3 separate regions of the Homo sapiens genome follow, and regions 1 and 2 are each linked to region 3. Evidence: chromatin loops called from intact Hi-C (ENCODE). Cell type or tissue: endothelial cell of umbilical vein. All regions are shown on one strand. Region 1 overlaps SHROOM4 (shroom family member 4). Region 2 overlaps SHROOM4 (shroom family member 4). Region 3 has its middle 10 kb from the start of BMP15.

Evidence for each region. A loop is a pair of places that touch in the nucleus more often than their neighbours do. Peaks named below come from ENCODE experiments on the same cell type or tissue, not always from the same donor. Only the 100,000 strongest peaks of a DNase experiment are listed, where the experiment ranks them.
Region 1: it touches region 3 in a loop (14-fold over the local background); 23 of 110 quality-filtered maps call a loop at or near these places.
Region 2: a loop joins it to region 3, with 12 times the contacts of the local background. A loop is called at or near these places in 12 of 110 quality-filtered maps.

What each region holds. Positions count from the first base shown.
Region 1 is chrX:50,688,626-50,696,625 of GRCh38, reverse strand. SHROOM4 (shroom family member 4) reads left to right here. Exons shown (of 9, transcript NM_020717.5): 2 at 689-840. Among named protein-coding and RNA genes, the nearest start is that of SHROOM4, 120 kb to the left of the region's middle. In endothelial cell of umbilical vein, a CTCF peak has its summit at 4,665 (motif pointing left); no DNase peak of the experiment used is centred here; H3K27ac peaks cover 46 bases.
Region 2 is chrX:50,742,905-50,750,904 of GRCh38, reverse strand. All of the region lies in intron 1 of SHROOM4 (shroom family member 4), which reads left to right. Among named protein-coding and RNA genes, the nearest start is that of SHROOM4, 67 kb to the left of the region's middle. In endothelial cell of umbilical vein, CTCF peaks have their summits at 2,104 and 3,124 (motif pointing left); a DNase peak (open chromatin) is centred at 2,094.
Region 3 is chrX:50,916,986-50,924,985 of GRCh38, reverse strand. No RefSeq gene overlaps it. Among named protein-coding and RNA genes, the nearest start is that of BMP15, 10 kb to the right of the region's middle. In endothelial cell of umbilical vein, no CTCF peak of the experiment used is centred here; a DNase peak (open chromatin) is centred at 4,655.

The sequences.
Region 1 (8,000 bases), 230 kb after region 3:
TTTGAATTTGCCATTCTACTCACAGAATGTTGAACTGTAAGCCACTTTCCAGGTCTTCAGAGTCAACTCCCTTGTTATAATAATCAGAGCTCATGTTAATTGAGGACTTACTGTTCTCAGATATATACTATACTAACAACTCTGTGAGGTAGCTAGTCTTGTTATCTACATGTCACGTAGGAGGGAATTGAGACACAGATGTTAAGTAACTTCCTAAGGGTCACACAGCTAGGAAGTAGCAGAGCCAGGATTCAAACTTACGTTTGTCAGACTTCAAAGCCTGCCCAAAGATAGGAAAGAGCTTACCAAAGGTCATTTTGATGGAGCCTAGCTCTTCTGGCTCTAATTTGTCTGCACGTTTTGGTAGGCCACGCTGCTGCTTTAGCCACATAGTAGGGTTCATTCCAAGCATCAGTTTCGTATTTAGAAGTTCTAGTCTTCCCAGTTGGACTGCTCATTCCTCCAGTCAGGGATTGCATTATTTCCATGTTGCCTCCTTCCTCAAAGGTTTGCCCAAGCTTTGCCTTCAGTAAATAATGACCTGTGATCAGCTCCTGAGCTACTCCCAGGAGCTGCCTGGAGCCATTCCCCAGTACTACTTGTGGCTCCAGGGTTGGAAGAAACAAGTAGAATTTTGGGGAGAAAGTCATCTCACTACCTGCTTTCTGTTTTGTTCTCTGCAACACAGATTGAAGATGGAGGCAAGGCAGCTTTGTCCCAGAAGATGAGGACTGGTGATGAGCTGGTGAATATCAATGGCACTCCATTATATGGCTCCCGCCAAGAGGCCCTCATTCTCATCAAAGGCTCCTTCCGGATTCTCAAGCTGATTGTCAGGAGGTAAGGTACAGGGAGATTCTCCGTAAGGTGCAGAGGCCACTGAAACTTGGTTGGTAATAAAGCTCAATAGAGTCATGTCTCTATCAATATTATAAAGGAAAGAGGTGTTTCACTTGAATAGAATTTTGCAGACAACTGAAGCAGAATAGCACAGGAGAAAGAGCCTTTGGTTCAAATCCTGGCACTGCCACATAGACACATAATCTTGGATATATTTATTAGTCCTCTGCAAGACTGTTTCCTTATTTGCTATAAAGAGGACTAAATTACTCATTATATACCAAAGGGCTACCTAATCCAGTGTTTTTCAATCTCCTTCTTTATAATACACTATCATTCCTGAACCACATATCAATGGAGACTTAAAGAGCCCCTACTACAGCCATGGAGGCTGTAGCAAACTCTTAGAAACCCTTTCCTTGAGGATTGCACAGTCTAGCAGGGGACAAAATATACACATGTGACTAAGTAGCAGTATATTTTTAAAGAAGGCAATAAAGCCTTGTGTGTGATTATCAAATGGATTGTTCAGACAAAAATTGCTGTTAGAGAAAGAGATCACTGCAGAAGGTATTGATAGGGTAAGACTTCATAGAGGAAGTGGAATTTAAGCTAAAGGGTGAGTATAATTTGAAAAATAAACCATCAGAAGAGGAAGACATTGCAGGTAAGTGCAGTGGCATAAGCAGAAGGAAGGGAAGGACATATTTGGGCACAGTCATTCTGCTACCACCAAAAGCATCTGCCTATTGGTGAACTTTCCACATGGCTTTTCTTTCATTTTGCTGCTGCGCCTTTGCTTTGTATTATTGGAGCTCAGCCTTCTCCCTTTCTATTGTTTTTTTTTTTCTTTATCGTATATACACACCTAAGTTTTTCCATCTTGCATCTTCCCACAATCTCACTTCTCCCTCTGGCTCCTGCCCCGTCTTTCTCCTTTTGTTCATACTCAGTCTCAAAGGAAGAGTCTATAGTCACTATCTCCACTTCTCCACCTGCCATTTAGCTTTCCACCCTCTGCAGCCAGAATTTGACCCTCAGAACTCCACTGAAACTACTCTGTCAAAAGCTACAAATTATTGCCTAATTGTCAAAGTCAATGGGTTATTTTTCATATTCATCATATATGGCATTTAACATTATAGCTCTAGATTTTGCCCCCACCTTCCTTTATGAAACTCAATACCAAAAATCTCACACAGCAACTCAATAGCAAAAAAAAAAAAAAAAAAAAAAAAAAAATCCAACTTAAAAATGGGCAAAGACCTGAATAGACATTTCTTAAAAGAAGACACACAAATGGCCAACAGGCATATGAAAAAATGCTCAACATCACTAATCTTCAGGGAAATTAAAAACCACAATGAGATATTATCTCACTCCAGTTAAAATGGTTTTTATTAAAAAAAAAAAAACAGATGCTGGTAAGGATGTGGGAAAATGGGGAATCCTGGTACACTGTTGGTAGGAGTGTGAAATAGTACAGCCACCATAGAAAACAGTATGGAGGTTTAGCAAAAAACTGAAAATAGAATTATCATATGACCTAGCAGTCCCCTGCTGGGTACATATTCAGAAGAAAGGAAATCATATAAAAGAGATATCTGCACCCCCATGTTTATTGCAGCACTATTCACAATAAACAAGATATGGAATCAACCTAATCCATCAGTAGATGAATGGATAAGGAAAATGGGGAATATATATACAATGGAATACGATTCAGCCATAAAAAGAATGAAATCCTGTCATTTACAGCAACGCAGATGTAACTGGAGGTCATTAAGTAAAATAAGGCAGGCCCAGAAAGACAAATATTACATGTTCTCACTCATATGTAAAGGCTGAAAAGAGGGATCTCATGGAGATAGAGAGTAGACTGGTGGTTGCTAGAGGCTGGGAAGTGGGGAGGTTGAAGAGAGGTTGATGATGGGTATAAAAATACAGTTAGATAGAATGAATAAGATCTAGTGTTCAATAGTTTGGTAGGGTAACTATAGTTAACAATCTATTGTATATTTCAAAATAGCTAGTAGAGAAGAATTCATATGTTCTCAACATAAAGAAAAGATAAATGTTTGAAGTGATGGATATCCCAATTTTCCTAATTTCATTATTACACATTATATGTATGTATCAGAATGATACATGTACCCCCAAAATATGTATAACTGTTACGTGTTAATAAAAAAAAAAAAAGCTCTTACTTTTTTTTTTTTTGAAATGGAGTTTTGCTCTGTCGCCCAGGCTGGAGTGCAGTGGCATGATCTCGGCTAACTGCAACCTCCGCCTCCCAGGTTCAAACAATTCCCCTGCCTCAGCCTGCTGAGTAACTGGATTACAGGCATGTACCACCATGCCTGGCTAATTTTTGTATTTTTAGTAGAGACGGAGTTTCACCATGTTGGCCAGGCTGGTTGCGAACTTCGGACCTCAAGTGATCCCCCTGCCGCAGCCTCCCAAAGTGCTGGGATTACAGGCATAAGGCACTGCGCCCGGCCAAACCTCTTACTTTCAAGATAGTCAGTTTCCTTGTTATTTTCCTACATCCCTGTCCATTTTTTAAAAACCAGGCTCTTTACTACCTGCTCTTCCTCTGACCATTCCTTAAATGTTGGTGTTTCCCATAGTTCCACCATTTTTAACTTAATGTACCCTGGAAAATCTCACCCAGCCCTATAGCTTCAATTTATTTTCTATATCTCCTATGCTCCAGACCATATAACCAACTTCCTATTAGACATTTATACTTAAATGTGTCAGAGATATTGCAAACACAACATGCCCCAAACCTAACACATCATCATCTTCTCCCAAGATCGCTATCTATGACCAGGACCACTATGTATGTACTCAGCCAACCAAGTCAGAAACACAGAAGCCATCTTTAATTATTCCATTATCCTCATGTTCTATATCCAAATGATTTATCCTGAAGAGAGAATATTTAAGGAGAAAGGCTTTGGACCTAGGAAGAATGAGGTTATGTAGGATCCCACTGACTTCTATTACCTGCTGGTACCTAAGATTAATCCATACCTGCCCATGTACATGGATAGGAGGTGACATGTTAAGTAATGCCTTATATAATAGATACATTATCACTGATTAAATCTTGGATTGGTCAAGATTTAGGTCTTAAATAAGGCTTCTTGGAGGGGTAATTTGGTGAATTTGGAAGCGTTTTTGTTTTGGAGTTAGATATTCCCATGTTTGCAACTTCCTAGGTCTCTTATATGACAAATAATAATTCCTATATAATGGCATTATTGTGATGATTAAATAAGATAATTTATGTAAAATGACTGTCACATAATGGGTTGTCAGTGAATTTCATTCCCATTTGTTTCCTTAGGGTCTAAAAGAAGCATAATTGGAATAAACAAACATTGTTAAATTGGGAGAGCATCAGAATGGTGGTGTGCTTTGCAGCCTAACCTGCAGAGAATGATGTGCTAAGGAATCATTAGGGGTGGCAATGATCTGAATAAGAAATAAAGGCCCCTGTGAGATGCTGGTTGTACAGAGACACCAGCAACTTAGAGGGAGTGTGAACACTATCTAGAGTGTCTTCTGAGCCAGTCACAAGAATGAGAGTGTTCAGGTGTTTCACCCACTCATCTCGCCAGGGTGAGTTCCATGTCCTCTTTCCTCATACTGTAGCAACATCTGCCACTATCAGTCACTTAGGAGTGGCTATAATTATGGGCTTGGACTAGCAGGGCCCTTTGGTTTTCATGGTGTGGCAGGTCCTATGGCTCCCGGAACCTGTATTTTCTACCCTTTTAGCCTCCCCATCTCAGCCCCTATTGGTGAAGGCTTACAATGACATAATTTATTAGGTGATGCTGCCCTCTTGTGGAAAACTTAACCTTCACATGTGGACTACCTTGGGCACGGTATAGGAAATTAATTCCCTCTCGTTCAGTCCAAATTTTTCGTCAACTTTATGAAAGAGCTCTTAACACGTAAAAGAAGTGTGATTACCCTAAAATTTGTGAATATTCAGCCTAGTGTTTTATACAGGTAGAAAGACTTTGGTTTGAGTAAACAATCAGCTGACAAAGATCCAACACTTAGCTTTAGGTCTGGGCTTGAGTCCTTTTGGGATGAATATAAACAGAAGGAACTTTAGAACATGGCCAATTCTGAAAAGCCAACCCAGCTCTTCTTCCTATATTGCTGTCTAGATAATGGTCAGCTAAATCAGAAATGTAGGTGTCACCCTCAACTCCTCTCTCACCCAATTCAATTAATTCCAAGTCTACATAGACCTCTTGGTTGCCTTTGTCTTAATCCAGCCACTCATGATTTCTCACCTGGACTATTCTAAGAGCCTTCCCACTGGCTTCTCAGCTTTCAGTCTCACTTTTTCCTAATCAATCCATTCTCCAAATAGGTATTTGAGCATGTCACTTCTCTATTAGGAAAAAAAAATCAGGAACAATGACCACACAACCATGTTGATCCCAAGATATTCATTTTATATTGATTGATGATACAAACCGTATTGAAGATATTATATTTATGAACCATTTTTTTTTTGCAAAAAACATGGCATCCAAATATATAAAGAAAAAACTGTCAGCTATACAAAAAGTGATAGAAACTTCTGTATGGGAGAGTTTAACATAATTTAATTGACAATAAAGTAGACCAAAATAAAGTACTTAGAAGATTTGAAAAACAATTCATTAGATCCAATTAATACATTTTGAAAATTGTTTATAGACTGCATATTGTCTCTTCAAATATTGAGATAATATTTTTAAATGATCATATGTATGTCACAAAGAAAAGCTTTGCAAACTCTTTTTTTGAGATAGAGTCTTGCTTTGTTGCCCAGGCTAGAGTGCAGTGGCACGATCTTGGCTCACTATAACCTCCGCCTCCTGGGTTCAAGCAATTCTCCTGCCTCAGCCTCCCAAGTAGCTGGGACTACAGGCGTGCACCACCACACCCAGATAATTTTTGCATTTTTAGTAGAGACAGGGCTTCACCATGTTGGCCAGGCTGGTCTTGAACTCCTGACCTCAAGTGATCTGCCCGCCTTGGCCTCCCAAAGTGCTGGGATTACAGGCATGAGCCACCAAGCCCAGCCTACACACGCTTAAGAGTAGAAATATCTGATGATAATGTACAATGTTTACAATTTAAAAACAAATTTTAAAGTCTTCAATTACTTGAATATTTTAGATCACATTTATATGTGAATATTAGCACAAAGAAACACTAGCAGACTAACAAACAATAATAAAAATGAGATCATGACTTACCAAAACTTTGAGAATATTCAGAAGTAAATTCATAACCTTAAATATTTTATTATTAAAAATGAAGAATGAAATTAAATGACTAATAATTCAATATAATATGAAACCAAGGACTAGGTTTCTTTTCAGAGGGATGAATTAAATAGATAAGCCTTTAGCAAATTTAATCAAGAAAACAAAGATGAATTACCAATAAAATTTAAATGACAAATGGAATACAACAACAAAGAAAGATTTTTTAAATTAAAGGCGCACTACTATAATTGTACCTTAATATATTTGAAAATCTCAGAGAACTTAAAAATATCTAATAAAATATTAAATGCCAGAAATTATTGAGAAGTTGAAAACTAAATGGACATGTAACAGTAGAAACTTCGAAAACAATTATCAAAGAGAAACTTCCAAAAATACTTTAGGGACATCTAAAAATACTTTAGGGCTTTAAGGGACAGATATTTTTATCTGTGAATTCCTTCAAATTTTCTAGAAATAGCCACGTTTAATTCTATAAGTATGTTATAGTATTGAAAATGTTGCAGAATTATTCACATTGTTTTTGAAGCTAGCATTACTCTGATACCAAAACCTGACAGACTGCTCTAAGAAAGAATATTCTATCCAATTTGTGAATTTAGATGCAAAATATATACATGGAATTCTATGAAATCTAATTCAATAGTATAGGACAGTAACAATTCATTACAAGTATTAAAATAATTTTTAAAAGGCAAAATTTTGATTCTTACGTAGACAAAAAATGAACATGTTAAAGATTGTATTTCACTCATTAATGAGGAAAACGTAAAGTGTTACAACCAGTTCAAAGGAGAAGTCAAAGAGTAACAAATTTAAAGGTAACAATAGACCACAGTAATCAATTAGAAGCTATATGGAGAAATTTATGTCATTCGTAATGGGAACAAACTCATAAGCAATCAGGAATGCCCTTAAGAAATATGCATGAAAGAAAGAGGTTGTGTATGGAGGAAATTACAAAAATGTACAGACAGAGAAAATGAACACAAGTAATTTTTGATGATGTGGGTAAAGTCTTAGGGTACTGTATTACTTTTTCTTACAAAAAGGCAAGATACAATTGAATGTACAGTATATTGACATATTCTGGTTTAGCCATGCTCTCCATAGACAACTTCCGAACCATCATTCCTCCACCCTCATGTAAGATTCCCTTCATTTTTGAAGCTCAGACAAGCAGGGATTATCACTCTCATTTCCTTACCAATGTCATTTATCAGCCTCCAGGTTATTCTTTCACTTCCATTTTTTAATTTATTTTAACTGATACATAGTACGTATTTATGGGGTACATAGTGGTTTTCCAATGTGCAATGTATAGTGATCAGATCACAGTAATTAGCATATCTATTATCTCAAACATTTATCATTTCTTTATGTTGGGAACATTCAATATCCTTTCTTCTAGTTATTTGAAAATATATAATACATTAATCTTAATGCTGGTCCAGGATCTAGATACCAGGTTCATATAATAAAAACTAGATTTTTTGCTTTTTGATCAGTGTACCCAAAATTGATCAGTTATTTAAAAACAGTCTTTCAAATATCCATAATCATAATAAACTGAATGGAATGTCATATGCCAATTTAAGTGACCACGAAAAATATAACTATCAAGAAAACCAGTTACTCATAGTTCCTACTTCCCTACATGAGGATGTGTAAAAAAAAAAACTCCTGAGTCCTTCCTATGTGTCATAGAGTGTACTAGGTGCTGAGAACGCAACAATGAACAAGCAGCCCCTGTCCTCATGGTTCTAGTCTAAGGGTCATTTTTTTTCCTCTATAGAGCCAAATAAATATTTTAGGCTTTTTGTGTCACACAGTCTGCCACAACTCAATTTT
Region 2 (8,000 bases), 170 kb after region 3:
CATCTTCTAGTGGCCCATTTTAGGACAACCTTAATCAAGCTATGGTTAGAGAACTTTTATTAAATGCCCAGCACTGTACTACTTTCTAGCATTTCCCACTCTGATCGTTTGCTTGAGGATGATGAAGGATGATAAATATTATAAATAAGATTGCTTCCCATATAGGTCTTAAAATCAGCTGAGGTCAATGCAGATCTACTGCTAGAAATGATTTGGAATTTTGGCTGCTTCAGGAGAAGCATAGCAGCAGAAACAGGAGATCATTGAACATTTTAAGAAGGAGGCTACCCGCAAATTCAGAAGTTCATCCCTTTAGGAAGGGTCTGTCATAATAGTAGGAAGGGACCAGGCACAGTGGCTCACGCCTGTAATCCCAGCACTTTGGGAGGCCGAGGCGAGTGGATCACCTGAGGTCAGGAGTTCGAGAGCAGCCCGGCCAACATGGTGAAACCCCATCTCTACTAAAAATACAAAAATTAGCCAGGTGTGGTGGCAGTCGCCTGTAATCCCAGCTACTCGGGGGAGGCTGAGGCATGAGAATCACTTGAACCCAGGCGGCGAAGGTTGCAGTGAGCTGAGATTGCGCCACAGCACTCCAGCCTGGGCAACAGAGTGAGACTCCGTATCAAAAAAATAATAGGAGTAAGGATTCCTGACTGAAGCCCTTTGGACACTTCCTGCTGGAAACGCATGGGCCTTTAGTAACTGATGTTGGCCAGGTGAGCTGGCACATATGGCATTCTTTTGTGGTCTCAGGATTTCATGGTAAGAAGATCTGGGCATAGCTTATAGCAAAGACCTCTATATCAATCATTCCATTCCTAGAAGTGCCACCTGGAAGAGGCCAAGATAATGAGATGTCTGTCCTCTTGTGTTGGTGGCTATGGTCAAGTTGAGGTCCTCAAGAAGCTTCCCTGTTGTCCAATTCCAGTTCACTGTGGCTTTGGTAACCCTCAAGAGAGAGATAGTAGATGGAGGTCTTCTAAAAACCAGATTTCTAGTGGCAAGCGCACAGCCCAGTCTGCGGTCATCAGTGGAAGCCAGTTCAGGGTATCAGCAGTTGGTAAGCTTGCTGAACATGCCATTTTAGAGAGAATCTCTCCATAGCAAGAATATGAAGAAATTGATTCACCACTTTCTCATACATCTTATGCCCTAGCCAACCCATACCTGACAAACTATCTTTCTTAAATATCCCAAGATCTTCCCTACCTCTTTTTCTTTGCACATGTTGTACCCTTTGCTAGAATGTACCCTTCCTCTTTCTACATGGTGAACTCTCATCTATTTTTTAAGGTCTAGCTCAAATGATATATTCTCTGTATAACCTTTCCTTCATTCCATCCCTACTACTTCTGTGGTTCTACAGCCTGTTGTATAGATCTCTATCCTCCCATTGCTCTATACAGGGAGTAAATTATCTATGAAGATATCTCTCTACTACTAAACTGTGACCCTTTTAAAGGTGGTAATTGTTTCTAACTTCTCTCTGTTATCTCCATTAGTCAGAACAAAGCCCGGCATATAATAAGATGAACCAGGGAAATGCTGATGAGTGAGTGACTGACTTATTTATTCTGATATGGCTAGGGTTAGATTCTTTAGATTCCATCATCATTAGGCTTTATTTGGTATCATATTTTATAAGTGTGTATTTCAGTGGCCTCTTCTCTTTTTATTTGTATTGTTTTTTGACACAGGATCTCACTGTGGCACCCACGCTGAAGTGCAATGGTGTGATCACGGCTCACTGCAGCCTCCATCTCCTGGGCTCAAGCAATCCTCCCACCTCAGCCTCCCCAGTAGTTGGGACTACAGGTGTGCACCACCATACTCAGCTATTTTTTTGGATTTTTTGTAGAGGTGGGGTTTCACCATGTTGCCCGGGCTGGTCTTGAACTGCAGAGCTCAAGCAATCCACCAGCCTTGGCCTCCCAAAGTGCTGGGATTACAGGTGTGAGCCACTGGGCCCAGCATCTTTAATGAAATGGCTAAACTTTTTGACTATGTTTATTTGTTTCTTTGAATAAAAGGTACATTTGTAGTCTTTAATTGGTCCAATATACAGATTCCAGTGGAACAGCAATGGCTCCCTCTTGTGAGGCAGTCTCAGAATTTCTCCTATAATTTCTTTGGAGATGTGTGGATAAGGTCCTCTTAGGAGAGTTAATTCTAATGGTCTGAATACTTTGGCTCCTAAGTATGGGGGACCAACTAGTTCTTTCTTGGAAAGTTTTAAGAACATCACTTGACAAGAGTAAAGAAGCCATCCCGGGAGTCTTAATCAGCACAAAATCTGAACTTCCTGGAGTTGGAAGGGTTCCTGGAGGTCATCTTTACAACTGAATCTCACACAGCAACTCATGTCAGTTTTGAGTTGCTCTCTCTCTCTTAGAGTTTTATGTTTTTTAGTAGATTATTCCTTTTAAGAAACTAAAATCTCCCTCCAGCTGATCTAGGTCCTAGCCTTTGGAACCACACAAAACAGTATGTACCTTCTTGATAACTAATTGCCCTTTAGGTAGTTAAAAGACAATGTTAGGTTTCTCATGATATTTTCTACATTCAGTTTTTCCAACATGTATGAACACCTCCCTAGTGCCAGGCATCCTGGTCTAATCTTCTCCAAGTCTCTCAACTGTTCCCCATATGTCAGTTTTCCAATCCTCTGAACCACTTCTTGTAGATCATTTCCACCTTGTCACTGGCTCTGAAGTTTATAATTTTTACATGTTATCTTTGTTAAATGTTTTCCATTGTTCCAGCCAGCCTCGATCTTTCAGGATACTATCATATATGGGACCTACTCTATCCTAGGAGAGTCTCCTCTTTCAGTTCATCAGTATAAGCTTCCAGTTTTGACACTTTAGAATAAAGCAGTACTTTTCAGGCAACAGCATGGAATAGTTGAACTAGATGGCACCAGATCTGCGTTCAATTCATTTAACCTCTTTGAGGCTAAAATGGTGCTAATAATCCTTCCTTTATAGGGTAATACCCATGATTCATGAGATACTGTCTGTAAAGCATTAAGCACTGTATCTGAGCACTTAGTGGGTACACCACAGAAATTAATGTTCCCCCCTTCTCCTCCTGCCAGTCTTGCCCTGCCCACCACTGCCCTCTACTGAGGAGAGTCAGTAACTGCTTTAAACTTGAATTCTTTCTTGTTTGAGCCAAGTAGCCCTATTCCATTTAATCTCTTTGTAGCCTTTTAATGAATGACAAACCTGCATGAGATGCAGCACAAACTGGAAGATGGCATACTGGCCTCAATTTTGTAAGATAGCCCTTGTAAAAATATTGCAGTAAGCATCTTCGCCAATTTCTGACACAGCATAACTGAGTTAGAGTTCTACATTCCATGGATAGCTATTTGTCAGAACTTTTTTTTAATATTACAAGATTCCAAGGTGCTAAACACAGATGCTTGGAATGTAATCCAGCATTTGTGGTTCGCTGTCATGTAAACAGTCAAAGTCACAGCCTGATTCTGAATTCATTCATGGGTTTTCTGGATATTTCCCATGCTCTTTTTGAAGAGGGGCATTTATGTGAATTAGCACTTTTAATTCGTCTGACAGAGTGATATAGGCTTGTATAAAAGCAATAAAAATACAGGGTCCCAGGTGGCATTTATTGCCACACAGATGAAAAGCCATATAGTTGGAATTCTCCTCTTATGAGAGGCTTTTGGGATGTGGAGGGAAATCCCTAAGCTTAGCAATCTGACATTATAGTACAGTGGATAGAGGGTAACCTAAGTGTCAGATCTGAGTTTCAGTTTCTCCTGTGCTAGTCACTATGAATATGATCTGGGACAAGTCCTTTCACCTCCTTTTACCTCAGCTTTCCCTTGTGTACAATGGGAAAAAATTGTACCAACTTTGTGGATTGGTTGTATTATAAATGAGATTAACAATTCTATACCACCTAGCCCAGTGCTTGATATATGGTAGGCAAGCAATAAATCATTGCTCTTAGGATCAGTTCTAGTTGATAACAGCTAAGCCTGCTGGAGTTGCCATATCATTTTCCTCTTGAAGAGTGAAAGAAGTAATAGCATGTGTATAGTTTGGGGATTCAATTCCTGGGTCTCTGTAGAAACTGGACCACCCTGAGTCCCTCAGACTGTGCTGGGAGTTTATAATCATTCATGTGAAGGACAATGGGAAAACATTGGGTTGCTTAATAGCCCTTGCTGGTACCTAAGCAAAGACAGTGAGAAGAACCCTGGTGACTTCTCAACCCTTCTCCACTGTAAGGGAAGAATCCTAAGGCTTTTCTTACACTGTAGCCTATAACTCCTTAAATGCAAGGACTTGAATTTACCAACTCAAACAGGAGTGAAATGCTGTTGCCTTTTTTGGAGGTCTGGAAACATATACTTGGGAATCTGGTGAGCTGGTTACTAAAACTCCCTTTGCAGAGATGGCGGTGGCTGGATTCTTTGTTTTCTCTTGAGTAATTTTGACCTAGAGGCAAAAAGAAAATCTCTAAAAATGTTCTGCTCATAAGAAAAGAGCAATTGGGCTGAGGGTGGTCCCCTGGTAAAAGAGAAACTTCACCACCAATCAGCTTTGTAAATTAAAAACAGGTGCAAAAACTAATCTATAGTGACAGAAGCTAATTAATGGTTACCAGAGGGAGGGGGACAGAGAAAACTGGGTGGCAATACAAAGGGCACAAGAAATCTTTTGGGATTAATGGGTAAGTTCACCATCTTGATTATAGTAATAGAAGGTACATATGTCAAAGATAATCAAATTGTATACTTTAAATATGTGCAGTTTAATGTATATCAACTATACATTAATAAATCTGTTAATTCAAACAAATCCAGTGTATATAACACCTAGTACATAGTAGGTGTGTGCTAAACATGTGTTGAATTAACAATTGTGACAGACCAACTTCTAGTGTGAAGAGCTCAACAAACCCTCTCACCAGTAAAACAACCATTAAAATGGTAGAAGATGATGTAAAACAACCATTCAAAGTATCTGGAAACTGGCTCAAGGTCATGCAACAAATTGAGAATCACTTATTTAAGAAAAATCTATGGAACCTTGGTAAGAACAATTGGCATTTGAGCAAGGAACTGCTTCCATTCCTCCTCCCAACTTTATGTTGCAGAAGATTTATTCCAGGTGAGTACAACCGAGAAAACAGGGGGTCTCTTTCTTACCAGCTGTTGATTATAGAGCTATAGTTTCATTCCAGAATGATCAGGCTGCTAGTGACTCTCATTCTTCCATCTCCAGTTCTCTGTTGTACAAGATTTATTCTTGGCCACAAAAAACAAGAAGATTGGGGGTTCCCATTCCGTGCTCAGTTCCCACTCTTAAGATGAAGGCACTACCCTAGACAGTTGCAGCAAACTGTGAATGGCAGTTGGAGAAGACCAGGGCTCCTATTTCCCCACTCCCAAGTCGAGGGCCCAGTTTTTTTTTTGTTTTTTTGTTTTTGTCAGACAAGGACTTCAGGGGGCTCATAGAGCAGAGATGTCACTGTAGAAGAAGCAGGCTGCCATATCATTCTCTCCTCATCCAGCTCCAAATAGTAACATAGCCTATGGGGACTGACTGACTTTAGAACAGAGCATGAAGGAATTCATGCCTAAAGTTATTGTTGAAAACAGCAGAGATTATAGTAGTGAATATTAGAGAATTACATATTAGTAGCAGCTAGAAGAAAAAAGACCAGCCAGACATTTCAGAGAGAGACCTGTGGAAAGAGTTTAAAAATGCCCTGCTAAGATCACATTTGTCTATTGGTCTGGAAGGCTGTACACACACACTAGGCTAAACCTGTGTGGGAGCTACCAGAGATATGATATTTATGAGCTGCTAAACCCTATTTGAATGCAGGATAAAATTAAAGACTTCCTGAAGTATGAAAGCATTCCCCAATCCATACAAAGATACATTGGCAAAAGATAGAAGCTTTACTGGATCTAGGAACTTAAGAAAAACCTGTGACCTTTTGATATAAGATGACTCCTAGAAAGCCAGACTTAAAAGTAAAACAAGAAGAGAAATGAACATGACATCAGAGACTGTACACTACAGATGAAATAGACTTCAGAGAGAATTAGTCCAGGCAAGACACTGAAGAGAAATAGAGAAAAAGCAGAAACAAAAACAAAGCCCAGGTTATGGGGGTGGGATAGGTAAACAGAATTCAGAGTTACTACAATACATTATTTAAAATGTCAAATTTTCAACAAAAATTATGAGCATTGCCAAAAAATAAGTTAAGTGTGACCATGGACAGGAAATAGGCAATATAAATCACCTTTGAGGGAGCTCAGATGTTGTACGTGACAGACAAGGACTTTAAAGCAGCTATTATAAATATATCCAAAAAACTAAAGAAAACTGTGTTTTATGAACTAAAGGAAAGTGTGATGATAACAACTCATCAAATAAAGAATATCAATGAAGTGATAGAACTTATTTTTTAAAAAGAACCACATGCAAATTCTGGACTTGAAAATAAAATAAGCAAAACAAAAATTCTTAAGGCCAACAATATTTTATATCATGGCAGAAGAGGCAGAAGAGAGATTACTGAAGCAGAAGACAGATTAATAGAGAAAGAAAAACAGAAGGAAGAAAAATGAACAGAGCTTCATATATGTGTGGGAAACAAACATATCAACATATATGTAATGAGAGTACCAGAAGGGGAGAAGAGAAAAAGGCAGAAATGTAGTCACAGAAATTATGGCTTAAAATCCCCAAATATGATGAAAGACATTAATCTAAACATCAAAGAAGATCAGTGAGCTCCAAGTAAGATAAACTCAAACAGATCCATACCTAGACATATCATAGTCAAAATGCTGAAATTCAAAGCCAAAGGGAAAATCCTGAAAGCAGCCAGAGGAAAATGACTTATCACATACAAAGGAATCACAGTAATTTCAACAGCTGACTTCTCATCAGAAAAAGTGGGTAACAGGAGACAAGGGGAGGACATACTCGAAGTCGTAAAGAAAAAAAATCAACCAATATGTCTGTATCTGGAAAAACTAATCGTCAAAAATGTAGGCGAAATAAAGATGTTTCCAGATAAACAAAGATTAGGAGAATGTGTTGCTAGCACCTGCCTTATGAGAAAAACGGAAAGAAATATTTCAGGCAGTCTGGGGGCAGTAACTCGTGCCTGTAATCCCAGCACTTTGGGAGGCCAAGGCAAGAAGATCGCTTGAGCCCAGGAGTTCCAGACCAGCCTGGGCAACATAGTGGGCCCCATCTCTACAAAAAATTTTAAAATTAGCGGGGTGTAGTGGCACGTGCCTATAGTCTGAGCTACTCAGGAAGCTGAGGTGGGGTGTGGGGGTCGCTTGAGCCCGGGTTAAGGCTGCAGTGAGCCATGATCACACCACTGCACTCTAGCCTGGGTGATAGAGTGAGGCCCTGTCTCAAAAACATAAATAAATAAAAAGAAATCCTTCAAGCTGAAAGAAAGTGACAACAGACAATAATTTGAATCCATAAAGAGCCCTGGTAAAGGTAATTGTGTAGTGATTAAGACAGTGTAATTACATATTCCTTCTCCCTCTTCTCTTAGTTGATTTGAAAAACAAAACCATACTGAAGCAGCAGTGAACACAACTAGTGCCCAGAACTTGGATTCTAATACCATTTTTCAATGAAAGGAACCAGGGATCCTTGAAAAAATGGCTGGTTCTAGGACTGGATCAGGAACTACATGAGTCTGGAGAATCTCGTAGTGCCAGGAAGTAAGGAAGTACTAAAGTGCACACACACACACACACACACACACACACTACTGAATGGGTTATGTCAAAAGGACACTGGAGTCAATTGAAAGAGGTCCCAATGGCCAAAGCTGGAACAACTTGAGAAAAAAAGTAAATCAATAAAGTACTAATAGATTATAATCCAAGATATTTATTTTATGTCCATGAGTCCATATGGGTTAAATAAATAAATGGGGAGAACCATACAAACATTTTATGCAGAAGAATT
Region 3 (8,000 bases):
GAAAATGTGGCACATATACACCATGGAATACTATGCAGCCATAAAAAAAGAATGAGTTCATGTCCTTCGCAGGGACATGGATGAAGCTGGACACCATCATTCTCAGCAAGGTAACACAAGAACAGAAAACCAAACACTGCATGTTCTCACTCATAAGTGGGAGTTGAACAATGAGAACACATGGACACAGGGAGGGGAACATCACACACTGAGGCCTGTTTGGGGGTGGGGGGCTAGGGGAGGGATAGCATTAGGAGAAATACCTAATGTAGATGATGGGTTGATGGGTGCAGCAAACCACCATGGCATATGTATACATATGTAACAAACCTGCACATTCTGCACATGTACCCCAGAACTTAAAGTATAATATAAAAAAAAGAAAATGTGATATATATACACAGTGGAATACTATTCAGCCATAAAAAAGAAATCTCGTCATTTGTGATAATGCAGATGAACCTGGAGGATGGAGGACATTATGCTCAGTGAAATGAGCCAGGTAAGAAAGCCAAATACTGCATGATCTCACTTACACATGGAATCTAAAAAAGGAGTTGAACTTACAGAAACAGAGAATAAAATAGTGGTTACCAGCAGCTGGGGTGGGAGGTGTTGAACAAAGAATAAAAAATTTCAGTTAGATAGCAGTAATTTTAGGAGATCTAGTCCATAACATGCTGACTATAGTTAATAGCAATACATTGTATTCTTGAAAATGCTAAGAGATTTTGTATTCTCACCACAAAAGTATTACGTGAGGTAATACATATTTTTTTTTATTTTTTTTTATTTTTCATTTTTGAGATGGAGTCTCACTCTGTCACCCAGGCTGGAGTGCAATGGCATGATCTCGGCTCACTGCAACCTCTGCCTCCCTGGTTCAAGTGATTCTCCTGCCTCGGCCTCCCAAGTAGCTGGGATTACAGGTGCGTGCCACCATGCCCGGCTAATTTTTTGTATTTTTCAGTAGAGACGGGGTTTCACCATGTGGGCCAGGCTGGTCTCAAACTCCTGACCTCATGATCCACCCGCCTCGGCCTCCCAAAGTGCTGGGATTACAGGCATGAGCCACCGCACCTGGCCGGTAACACATGTTAAATTAGCTTGATTTAGTTCTTCCACGGTGTATATTTCAAGTCATGTTGTACATGGTATATTGCATGCAACTTTGTCAATTTAAGAATAAAAACTTAAAAGTACAGAGCATTCCCATATACCTTTTTCTCCCCAACACATCTTTCAGCTTTCTCCTGTTATTAACATTTTTCACTGGTGTGGCACATTTGTTATAATTGATGAACCAGTATTGACACATTATTAACTGAAGGCCATAGTTTACATTAGTGTTCATTCTTTCAGTTGTACAGTTCTATGGGTCTTGACAAATACATAACATGAATCTATTATGGAATCATGCAGAAGAGTTTCACTGCCCTAAATATGCCCCATGCTCCACGCCTCCCTCCCAGCAAACCCATGGAAACCATTGATCTTTTATAGTTTTGCCTTTTCTCTGAATGTCATATGAACGGAACCATACAGTATATAGCCTTTTCAAACTGGCTTCTTCCATTTAGCAATATCCAGTCAAGGCTCTTCTATATCTTCTCATGGCTTGATAGCCATTTTCTTTTTATTGCTGAATTATATCCCATTGTATACATGTACCACAGTTTGTTTTTCATTTACCCATTAAAGAATATCTTGGTTACTTCCAAGTTTTGGCAATTATGAATAAATCTGCTATAAACATTTGTGCGCAGGTTTTTGTATGAACATAAGTTTAACTCAAATAAGTATCAAGAAATGTGATTGCCAGATTGTATGATGAGACTGTAGTTTTATAAAACTGCCAGACTGTCTGCCAGAGTGGCTACACCATTTTGTATTCCCACCAGCAATGAATGAGAGTTCCTGTTTCTCCATATCCTCACCATCATTTGATATCAGTATTTTGGGTTTTAGCTAGTCTAATAGGTGTGCAGTGGTACCTCATTGTTTTAATGATATATGTTGTTGAGCATCTTTTCATATGCTTATTGCCACATATATGCCTTTTTTTTGAGATGGAGTCTCACTCTGTCATGTAGGCTGGAGTGCAGTGGCATGATCTTGGCTCACTGCCACCTCCACTTCCTGGGTTCCAGTGATTCTTCTGCCTCAGCCTCCCGATTAGCTGGGACTACAGATGCGTGCCACCATGCCCGGCTAATTTTTGTATTTTTAGTAGAGACGGGGTTTCACCATATTGGCCAGGCTGGTCTTGAACTCCTGACCTCGTGATCCACCCACCTCAGCCTCCCAAAGTGCTGGGATTACAGGCGTGAGCCACTGTGCCCAGCCCATGCCTTTTATTTTTTGAGGTGTTTGTTCATATGTTTTCCCCATTTTTAATTGATTTTCTTACTGTTGAGTTTTCAGAGTTCTTTGTATATTTTAGATACAAGCCCCTTATCTAATATGTTTTGCAATTTTTTTTCAGTCTGTGGCTTATCTTTTCATATTCTTAACAGTCTTTCACACAACAGAAGCTTTAATTTTAACAAAGCCCAACTTATTTTTGCTTTTTTAGATAATGCTTTTGGTTTTGTCTCAGAAAAGTCATCACATAACTCAAAGTTATTTATATTTTCTCCTATGTTATCTTCTAGAAGTTTTATAGTTTGTGTTTGACATTTATATCTATGATCAATTTTCAATAAACTCTTATTGAAAGTATAAGGTCTTTGTCTAGATTTGTTTTTGTTCTAGCACTATTTGTTGAAAAAATTACTCTTTATCTGTTGAATTGCCTTTGCTCCTTTGTCAAAGATTAATTGACTGCATTTGTGTGGATCTATTTTTTGGGTTTTCTATTCTGTTCCATTGATCTATGTGTTTATTCTTTCCCCAATACTACAATACCTTGATTACTGTAACTTTAAAGTAAGTATTAGTCACATATCTATAGTAAACCACAGCTAACATCATAATTAATGATGAAAGACTGAATGCTTTCACTCAAGATCAAGAACAAGAAAAGAATGTCTGCTCTCACAACTTCTATTCAATGTTGTATTGGAAGTTCTAGCCAAAGCAATTAGGCAAGAATAAAAGGTATCTAGTTTGGAAAGAAAGAAAGTAAAACTATCCACATTCCCAGATGATATAAACTTGTTTACAGAAAATCCTAAGAAATCTACACAAACTATTAGATGTAATAAATGAGTTCAGCAGGTCTGCAGGGTATAAATTCAACACAAAAAAATGAATTGTATTTCTACAAATTAGTAATAAACAGTCTGATTTAACAAAATGTAGAAAACAATTCCATTTATAATATCATCAAAAATAATTTTAAAAGCTTAGGAATAAATTTAAGTAAGACATCTACTGAAAATGTTAAAACATCATTGAAAAAGTTAGAGTCCCTAAATAAAAAGATGTCTCATGTTTACAGATCAGAAGACTTAACGTCAAAATGGCAATACTATTCAAATTTGTCAGTAGATTCAATGTAGCCCCCATCAAAGAAATCCGGCTGGTATTTTTGTAGAAATTGAAGAGTTGACCCTAAAATTAATATGGAAATACAAGTGACTCAGAATAGCCAAAACAATCTTGCTAAAGAATAAAATATTTGGAAGAATCACACTTTCCAATTTTTTTGTTTTGTTTTTGTTTTTGAGACAGGGTCTCACTCCATTACCCAGGCTAAAGTGCAGTGGCATGATCTCAGCTCACTGCAACCTCTGCCTCCCAGGTTCAAGCCATTCTCATGCCTCAGCCTCCCCAGTAGCTGGGATTACAGTTGTGCGCCACCATACTCGGCTAATTTTTGTATTTTTTTTTTTAAGTAGAGACAAAGTTTCACCATGTTGTCCAGGCTGGTCTTGAACTCCTGGCCTCAAGTGATCTACCTGTCTTGGCCTCCTTAAGTGCTGAGATTACAGGTGTGAACCACCACTCCCAGCCAACACTTTCCAATTTCACAACTTACGACATATCTACAATTATAAAGACAGTATTGTCCTGGCATAATAGACATATGGATCAATGGAATAAACTTGAGAGTACAGAAATAAACTTATATTTATGGTCATTTTTTACACATGTGCCAAGACAATGGAGAAAGATTAATCTTTTCAATAAATGATGCCAGGACAACTATATAACCACATGCAAAAGAATGAAGTTGGACTTTTACCTCACACAGTATGCAAAAATTAACTAAAATAGATTTAAAACCTAAATATAACAGCTAAAACTAGAAAACACTTAGAAAAAAACATAGGCGTAAATTTTCATGACACTTGGATTATTCGATTTTTCTCCAATGATACCAGAAGCACAAGCAGCAATAGATAAAAATAGATAAACAGGGCTTCTTCCAAATTAAAAACTTTTGTGTTCAAAGAACACCATCAAGAAAGTTAAATAATCCACAGAATCAGAAAATATTTGTGTATCATAGCTCTGATAAGAGATTAATATCCAAAACATATGAAGAACTTTTACAACACAACAAGAGACAACACAATTTTAAACTGGGCAAATGGTTTGAATAGACATTTATCCAAAGATGATGTGCCAGTTGCCAATAAGCACATGAAAAGATGCTCCACATCATTAATCCTTAGGGAAATGCAAATCAAAACCACAAGGAGGCACCATTTCACTTCCACCAATATGGCTAGAATATAAAACACAGACAATAATGACTGTTGATGAGGATGTGGAGAAATTGGTACTCTCATACATTGCTGGATTATAAAAGAGTGCAGCCACTTTGGAAAATAGTTTTGCAGTTCCTTAAAATGTTAAATATACCATATGATATACCATTTCTACTCCTAGGTGTATACACAAGAGGAATGAAAATATGTGTCTACACAAAAACTTCTCATGAACATTCATGGCAAGATTATTCATAATAGTCAAAACATAGAAACTTGAACTTCCATCAGATTGATGGATAAAGGTTTGGTATATCCTACAATAGAATATTATTCAGTAACAAAAAGAAACAAAGTATGGATATATGCTATAACACAGGTGAATCTTGAAAACATACTAAAGCAGCCAGTTACAAAAACTAAATATCATGTGATTCTATTTATTTAAATGTCCATAATCCAGAGAAAAAGAAAGTAGACTAGTGGTTGTCAGGAGCTGTTGGTAAAGGTTGGGGGAATGGGGATTGACCACTAAAAGGCATGAGGTTTCTTTTGTGGTGAAATTAGATTGTGGTGATATTTACACAAGTCTGTGAATATACTAAAAACCACTGAATTGTACACCTTAAATAGTAGCTTTTATGGTAAATTACACCTCAATGAGGCAGTTTTTAGAAAATAAGACTAATACCTCCTACTTCATAGTGCTCTTGGGAGAATTAACTGAAGACATGAAATGTTTTACAAGATTAGGCCAAATAGTTTGTGTAACTGAAGTTCTGCCTGCTTCCCAACTTTGCCCAGAATTGGTTGTGACATACTACCAAGGTAAATGCAAAAGAGATCCACGATCAGACACAAGTTTAAATGCCTGCTCCTGCTCCTTTTGCACCCATACATTAAATGAAGTTCCAGCTTACTCATTGGGATTGTTGGGACTATGTGGACTTGCTTCCTACTTTCCCTTTCCAGATCAAGTAACCATTTCTCCCCACCTACATGGGCAGACAGGCCCCACCCCCACCCACGCACCCTCCTCCACTAGCAAGCATGTATTCTTCCTCTCAGAGGAAGGTTTGAGGTATAGAACTCTAACTTTGGATTTGAGAAAAAGTACTGAACTGAAGCAATATTTCAAAGGAAGAATCCATAACATCATCCTAAGTAACCCCATCCTGCCAGTGTTTTTCTTGGGTATTCTGATAACTCAGGGCTTAATGGATAATAGGGCCAATTAATCCTGAACCTTCCATAAACAGATTAAGTTTCCTATGTATTCAGCACTCACAAGGCTAGGAGATCATGACTTTCTGAAAATCCCTAAGAACAAAGATGCTGAACTCAGGATCTGGTCCTATAATCGAGGTCCATCTTCAGGCCTGTTAGATATTTGTGCCTACCCCAAGTAGGCTGGAGAAATGGCTAGACTGGAAGCCCATAGTTCCCCTCCCAGATAAATCTGCAGCATATATAATGATTACAAGAACTGCCTTACTTAACATAGCTATTACATTCTATTATAATTTAAATCATGATTTTGAAATAGTAGGATATAATAATCATCTTACTTGATACACAAACTATTTTATATTACATTGATTCCCATGGAAAAATAAAATATGTGAAAATTGAGATGTTCCATGTCAGGAAGAATGCATCACTCACAAAAAAATGTCATAATTGAGTGTTTGTATTCATTAAGGACCTACTAGATGCCAGGCTCTTATAATATAGAAAAGGGTAAGATGCAGTTGAAACTCAAAAGGGGCTCCGTGTTTTTGTAAGAATAGACATATATACTAGAGCGTATTAAAGGCAGGTATAAAGTGCTATATGAACACAGAGGGACACCTAGAGACTTGCAAAATATTCAGTCTAGCTGAAGATGGACCTTGGTTATAAGACCAGATCCTAAGTTTAGCATCTTGGATCTTAGGGATTTTCAATAAGTCATGATCTCCTAGCTTTGTGAGGTCTGAATACATAGGAAACTTAATACACACCTGAGGCTGGTATGTCAAGGGGACATTGAGAAGATGAGAAATGCCTGAGTTGATTCTTAAGGATACAGTAAAGAAGGTAGACAGGCAAACTGATGTTAAGGAATAGCTCCTCAGTCACAAGAATAAAATTTGCATTTATACACTTGCAAGATATTCAGCCTAGTTGGAACCAGCTTTTGAAGGGAGTGGTAAAAGGAGTTAGTTTACAATGAATAGGTAAGAAACGTAGGGATTTGACAAACACACATACCTACCCTAAATCAGTCCCATCCCATGAGAATTGCCATAAGACTAGTCAAGAGCAATTGGGCAGGGAAAGACTTACTGGCCCCTTAGGGGCTTCCCTAAAGGGGCACCTTGGCGAGGGCTGATGGCTAGCAGTGTTTCCTTAAGAGAGAAGAACTTCAGAGGACGCTCCAGCCCTGCCCCTCAGGGATTAGGGTTGAATTCCTAGCCATAGCTAAAGGGAACAAAGGAAATAAATTCCTTCCAATCTCTCCCAATTCTAAAAACAGTCAAGATTTTCTTCAACAGTGAAATGATTTATTTGCAACAAAACCCAGTCCCGTCATTTAAATACAGTATAGGAGTAGAAAGGAGTCACACTGCAAGCATCATTTATTTCAAGGCATCGTTCCATGTCTCCCAAAGACAACAAGCCCTTCTCCCTTAGAGACCCCGGTCCAGATCCAAACTGAACACAAGAAACAGGCAAGCCCAGAATAAAGTCAGCTCCAGGCCTTGGCAGGTTTCACCCTTATTCTGTAGTCCTTCCTTCACAGCCCTCTAATCCCCTGCACCCCCAATCAGGCCAACTCCTAGCCTCGGAGCCACCAAGGAACTTTGTAGGATAATTTACAGGGGTTTAAGTGTCACATAAGGAAAATACTCTGAACTCTATTGTTCCATAGAATACTTAAAATAACTCCCCCATTCATAATACTAATCAGCAATGACAGGTTTTCTCTTCTTCACCATAAATGCAGGTTTGAAGTAGATTATCTCAGACAGCTCCATACTCTAGTTTCCTTATGGGCTTCATTAAATGCTACTGTACTCACCTAGGACAGGAAATAATCCCAGATACTTTTCCCAGATTCAGAGGCTAAGAGGAAAAGCCCTGCTGGTTTAGAAAAACATTTCCTTCCTTCTAGTCCCTCAAAAGATTTCTATAAAGACTGTTACCTGAAAAATTTCCAGTCTGAGAAAAGTTTTAGAAGGTAATACTAACACAGAAGCAGGCAATTTATCTGATTAGCTACTAGTAGTTTCCAGGACATAGGAGGCAAGAAGAGGAGTATAAAATCCCAAGCTATTTTCACCACCCCAAATCTTATAG